Linked DNA regions of Homo sapiens: region 2 is linked to region 1. The links are chromatin contacts, found by Hi-C or POLR2A ChIA-PET in ENCODE. All regions are on one chromosome and are shown on one strand. Each heading gives the region's core, a stretch centred on a gene start or an enhancer-like site at or near the end of the contact. The rest is flanking DNA. Distances are from core to core; before and after follow the strand shown. Region 1 has its middle 48 kb from the start of LPIN2. Region 2 holds the start of VAPA (VAMP associated protein A).

Region 1 (2,700 bases), core at 44-2,543:
ATTTGACTCTTGTTTTGAATGATGTCTTTGTAACAAACTTCCTGTGTTGACAAAGGACACGCTGAATTTCTGTTACTGTGGCTACCACAGAAATGAGAGCAGTTCCAATCGTCTCACTGAATTAAGGCCTTTATACAATTTCTTTCAAGTTTTCTAATTTTTATTATGTTTGTAGCTCTATAATATACAACCATAAAACAAGATAATATTACTATAACAATAATAAACAACTGTATCTCTATATATCTCTATATAATACACAAATAACACAGTAACAATACTTTACAACAATAACTCTACAGCATACCACTATAATAAACATTTGAAGTGACATGTGGGTTTTTTTTTTTTTAACTTCCCCTAGTCTTTGGACTTATTTTGCTTTAAATTATTTATCAACAAAGGTCTGAACACTTAATAACCTCTGCCTTATGGTGATACATTTCCTCATTATTTTAGTTTTGTATTATCAAAATAGAGTGAAAATGAGACAAATTGTCTCTGAACCTTAGCTATGCAGGAGATCAATCTGCTTCTACTTCATAAAAGTTGTTCAAATGTCACTGACAGGTTCTAGTAGAACCAGGGACATCAAAGTGTCTATTTAAAAGCTAAAGTGATTTTAGCATGACCATATTTTAAAATGCAAATGAATTTTTTCTATTACTCTAGCTAAAATGGCTTCTCATTATCATTATGTTTTTATATTTTTATGTTTTCTTTGAGAAGGAATCTCGCTCTGTTGCCCAGGCTGGAGTGCAGTGGCGCAATCTCAGCTCACTGCAACCTCTACCTCCTGGATTCAGATGATTCTCCTGCCTCAGCCTCCCAAGTAGCTGGGATTACAGGCGTGCACCACCACGCCCAGACGATTTTTGTATTTTTAGTAGAGATAAAGTTTCCCCATGTTAGCCAGGCTGGTCTCAAACTCCTGACCTCAGGTGATCCACCCACCTCGGCTTCCCAAAGTGCTGGGATTATAGGCGTGAGCCACGGTGCCTGGCCTATATTTTTACTTACAGCTTTTCTTTTTCTTTGCTGCCTTGTATTTAAAGGCAACAATCTTTTTTTACACAGCGTTAGAAATGCTCAACCACTTTTTGAAATGTTAACCACCATAATGCAGCCCAGATAAGAAACAAAATTAAGAGCCTCAAGAAATACAAAATTGAGAAACATTCCAACTAAAAACGTTTAAACAAAATAGTCTCATTCTTTATAGATACGAAGTTTATGTGTAGAAGCCAATACACATTTCCTGCCTCTTCCCCCTCACTTCCTGGCCGCCGGTGCTACAGAGCAACTGTCCTGCCACACTTGAGTGAGATGGAAAAAACCAATTCTTCACCCCAGTTCACTTCCATGACTTCCGGCAGTGTCTGTTCAGAGGTCAAAGCTGTTGGTGATTTTCCACTTGTGCTGGACATAAACCTGGCAAAAAGGCAGGAATTTTAGGGACAGAGGGCTTTCTACCATGGCAGGTCAGAAGGGCCTGGGGGAACAGGGCCTGACCCACACCAAGTAAATATTTGTTGAATGAATGAATGAATGGAAGAAATGGTATCTTATGGTTTGTCTTTTTTGGAGACAGAGTCTTGCTGTTGCCCTGCCTGGAGAGTGGTGGCACGATCATGGCTCTCTGCAGCCTCGAGCTCCTGGGCTCAAGCATCCACCCATCTCAGCCTCCCAAGTAGCTAGGACTACAGTCATGTGCCACCATGCTCAGCTAATTTATTTTTATTTTTTGTTTTTGGTAGAGACGGGGACTCTCTGTGTTGCCCAGGCTGGTCTCAAATTCCTGGCCTCCTGAAGTGCTGGGATTATAGGTGTGAGCCACCGTGCCCAGGCAATGCCCCGTGTTTTTAATAGAATGACGTAGAGGTAATTGTTTTTTCTTTCTGTTTTGAGATGAAAACAAGGAATTGGTTTCATTTTCATTATTTTTTCATCTGTACTTCAGTGCTGCTGAAACTTTCACCTGAGAGGAGGATTTCAGATTTCTCGATTCTGCCCCCGCAACGAGTTGCTTCTCTTCTTTCTCTGCACAGTCTTCACTTTCATGAAGCCAAATGCCTCCTTGCAATTCAGCTCCTGGTTTTGAGTGTGTAAGGAAGACACACGCTTCTCGTGAAATTCTGGAGAATGTCTCCGGACTGCGTGGGAAGCTTATGAACCAGAGGTGCCTGTACTGACAGAAGCCTGTGAGCAAAGAGGGTTCCGAGAACTGGTTAGCTCTTTCTAGCCGGGAATATTAAGCTGTAAAGAACAAGGAAATGGAGGGAGCATTCACATATGTACTGCAGTTGGCATGGGGGTCTCCTTGGAGAGGCTTCCTGTGGGCAACTATGGGTGCATTCAGTAGGGACATTTAGATAACTAAGATGAGCCCTGGAACAACCAAAATAGAGTCAATGTAATAAAACACTCTCTGATTCTGGGACACGTCCCCCTCGTCTCTGAAAGGAAACACTTGGCTTCAGTTTGGCTCAGCAATGTAACACCTTTTCTCCCGGCTTAGAACCAGCTCTTAGCAAGCAGAGTGGGTGGCTTTTGTGTGATACCATGGGCACTAGTAACGCCTCAGGCTGAAGTCCCGGCCTGATAGGTTATGCCCTTAACCTTCTAAAACCAGAAACGAGAGGAAAGAAACCACAGAAGGAAACTGTAGAAACTCAACCCCAGGGGAGGCGAGCATTACCT
Region 2 (2,886 bases), core at 57-2,556, 6.9 Mb after region 1:
GGGTGGCACAATCTTCTGTGAATGCCAGGCTAGCAATTCCAGCAGGCTGTTCCTGGATGGACCCTAATACCTGGATCGCACATGAAAACTTGGATTTGGTGCCTACTTCTAGACTGCTGTTTCGTCTCGTTTATTTTCTAGACAAACTGTGCTGCTCCATGGCAGTAGCATCAATATGTCTTTTGTTTCGTGGCGCTACCTAGGGATTTAAATTCAAACCGTATCACAAAATACAATAAAGGTTTATTTACAGCACATTGGTTTCATTTGACGTTCCTGTACCGGACTACCCTGGCAATCGGCTAAAGTTTTGTCAGCAAGTTTGCTGCTGGGATTTTTCTTATTTGGTTCAGTTTACTACAGCCTATCGTAAGTGATGCAGATGGAGTTAGTTTCTAACATGTGAACGTGAGAACTGTTTTGGTTTGGGTCCATCATTAAAACTGAAGAAGATTATTTGGGTTCGATGGTGTAGATTTTTGACTTTTATTTCTAGTTTCTGTGTGCTTTGTCATATTTCCCCTTGCTTCCTAGACGAGGTGTGTTTCCTTATCTGATTTTGCATCACTGGAGAGAACTCAGGAAGCAGGAGAGGCTGAATTGGATACCACGGGGAATGCAGCCCTGCCAACAGAGGACTGGATAGAATTAGAGCAAACGGACACATCCCCCCACGCCTGTTCTCCACAGGGCAGATTTTATTAATATATTTCTAACATTGGGGCCTCGTTTCAGTCTTCAAGTTTTTTCTTTTTTAGCGCAAACTAGACGCGCTCTGAGAGCCAAAATTAGCGTCCGCGAACCCCACCCCATTGCCTCCAACAGACCTAGCTCTCCTTTCCACCCTCAAACAGCCGTTACTACAGTTCCCAGCAAGCACCGCGCAGGGCCGCAAAGGGCCAGGCCCTCGGCGAAGGCCCCGCCCCGCAGGGGGCATGCCGGGAGTTGTAGTGAGTGGGCGCTTCCCTACTACTACTTGTCCCTTCCACTGGGCATTCCCACTTGGAAGAGTGTGATGCGCTGCCAGAGCAGTTTCTCTAGTTCCGTACTCGGAGCTCAAGGTGACAGAGGACTGCGCTTCCAGCCCTGCGCTGCGCATCGCGTCGGTCCCGCGGACCTTTGCCCCGCCTCCTTCCACACCCGTTCCCTTGACAGCTGGGCTGCGCTCCGGGCCGCGGCAAGCCGCGAGCGCGCAGGCGCAGCAGCCCCGCGCCGCGCTAGGCCGGCCTGGAGGGCGGGACAAGCGCTAGAAGCTCCCGGCCGGGGGCGCGCACGTAGGCACGCAGAGGCCGTCACGTGGGTCGCCGAGGCTCGCAAGTGCGCGTGGCCGTGGCGGCTGGTGTGGGGTTGAGTCAGTTGTGGGACCCGGAGCTGCTGACCCAGCGGGTGGCCCACCGAACCGGTGACACAGCGGCAGGCGTTAGGGCTCGGGAGCCGCGAGCCTGGCCTCGTCCTAGAGCTCGGCCGAGCCGTCGCCGCCGTCGTCCCCCGCCCCCAGTCAGCAAACCGCCGCCGCGGGCGCGCCCCCGCTCTGCGCTGTCTCTCCGATGGCGTCCGCCTCAGGGGCCATGGCGAAGCACGAGCAGATCCTGGTCCTCGATCCGCCCACAGACCTCAAATTCAAAGGTAGGCAGAACGGGGACACCCCCGGGTGGGGTGGGGCGCGCGGACCGCTGGCTGTCGGCGGGGGGGCGCGGAGGGCACGTCCGCGGCCCTGGCCCGAGGGAGCGCCCCCTCCCCCACGCCCCGGCGCCTTCCCTTTCCCGGCTGCTTTCTTGCCGCCACCTCGGCCGGCCTGCCCCTTGCTCCGGCCCGCTTCATCCCCTCCCGCCCGCCCTCGCTGCGGTGCGCGCGCCGGCCGGGGCGAGGCGGAGGGGAGCCCGGCCCTGGCGCCGCCGCCGCCGCCATCTTGCGGTCCCGCGGGGGCGCCTCCTGGGCGTCCGGTCCCGCCCGCGCCGCGGTCCGCCTGGGCCCGCGTCCTTGGCCCCAGAGGCCGACGGCGTGCTTCGGCGGGGCGTGGGCGGCTGGGCACCCGAGGGCGTGCGCTCTGGGCTGCGGCGGGGAGTGGGCTCTGGAGGTGGCGCAAGCTGCGTCTGTCGCCCGCTCCCGGCTGTCAGCGGCGCGGGGAGGCTAGGGCACGGCGCGGGACCCCTTGGGAGTGAGAGCCGCCCCCCGACCCCTGCCCCGGCCCGGGGAGAGCTCGCTGCAGCCGGCCCTCGGGTTCCGCGGAGGGCGTCGCTTGTCACCTTTCCGCCAGGTTTAGAACTCGGCCGTCAGGTGTAGGACGCGCCGGGGAGGTGGAGAGTCCTTGGAGGTGCCTGGCGAGGGCTGCCCGGTGCTGTTGGCACGGACCCAGGTGCGTGCGGGCAGGAGCGATGCGTCAGCCGCAAACGGAGAGTTGTAGGTTCATAGTAGCGGGGCTTCCTGCCTTCTACGACATTTCAGTGTGCCACCCGCGTGCTTTTATTTAGCCCTTTAGTTGAGCTCCTCTGCTGAGAAACCTTCAGTGCGTGTGACTTTTTTGCTTTTACGTTTGCGGTTTCCGACAGATCCTGAGAAGGCTGATAAGGTGTCACCCAGCTCTGGAACTTTGTAGGTTTTTGTAGTACTGCCTGTGATAAGTTTTTTAGTCTGACTTGGTGATCCTGGAAGAATCCCAGGGGCTTTTGGTCGGTTTCCTTGTCAATATGTAGTGTACTTTAGGAAAGAGAGTTAAAATGTACAGATTTTTATTTTTTTTCTTTGTTTTTAAGGAATACTGAAAGAGTGTGAACATCTAATAGAAAGTAGGTTCCTTCCTATCTTTAGTTAAGTGTAAAGTGAGTCCCGTTTTGGAAGTCTATGTCTTGTATTTCAATTGTTGAATGAGAACAATTTTTGTGAGGT

The links. A loop is a pair of places that touch in the nucleus more often than their neighbours do. ChIA-PET counts read pairs that join two places held with the same protein, here RNA polymerase II (POLR2A). Pooled maps may share reads with other maps.
Region 2: a loop to region 1 is called in a pooled map, with 4 times the contacts of the local background. The contact joins the promoter of VAPA here to the enhancer-like site in region 1. A Hi-C loop is called at or near these places in 1 of 37 single-sample maps with no recorded cell type and 3 of 50 pooled maps. POLR2A ChIA-PET finds 5 or more read pairs at or near these places in 1 of 52 experiments (T-cell).

What each region holds. Positions count from the first base shown.
Region 1 is chr18:3,059,443-3,062,142 of GRCh38, forward strand. No RefSeq gene overlaps it. Among named protein-coding and RNA genes, the nearest start is that of LPIN2, 48 kb to the left of the region's middle. RefSeq lists enhancers at 1,209-1,503, 1,871-2,000. Within about 2 kb of position 1,294, at least 8 of the 41 ENCODE cell types and tissues checked have a DNase peak (open chromatin) inside an H3K27ac peak, as active enhancers do.
Region 2 is chr18:9,912,710-9,915,595 of GRCh38, forward strand. VAPA (VAMP associated protein A) reads left to right here and starts at 1,307. Exons shown (of 6, transcript NM_194434.3): 1 at 1,307-1,626. The coding sequence starts at 1,548. LOC124904245 (a long non-coding RNA gene) reads right to left here and starts at 1,239. Exons shown (of 2, transcript XR_007066284.1): 1 at 1,003-1,239; 2 at 224-624. RefSeq lists silencers at 1,242-1,291, 1,502-2,291 and an enhancer at 1,809-2,426.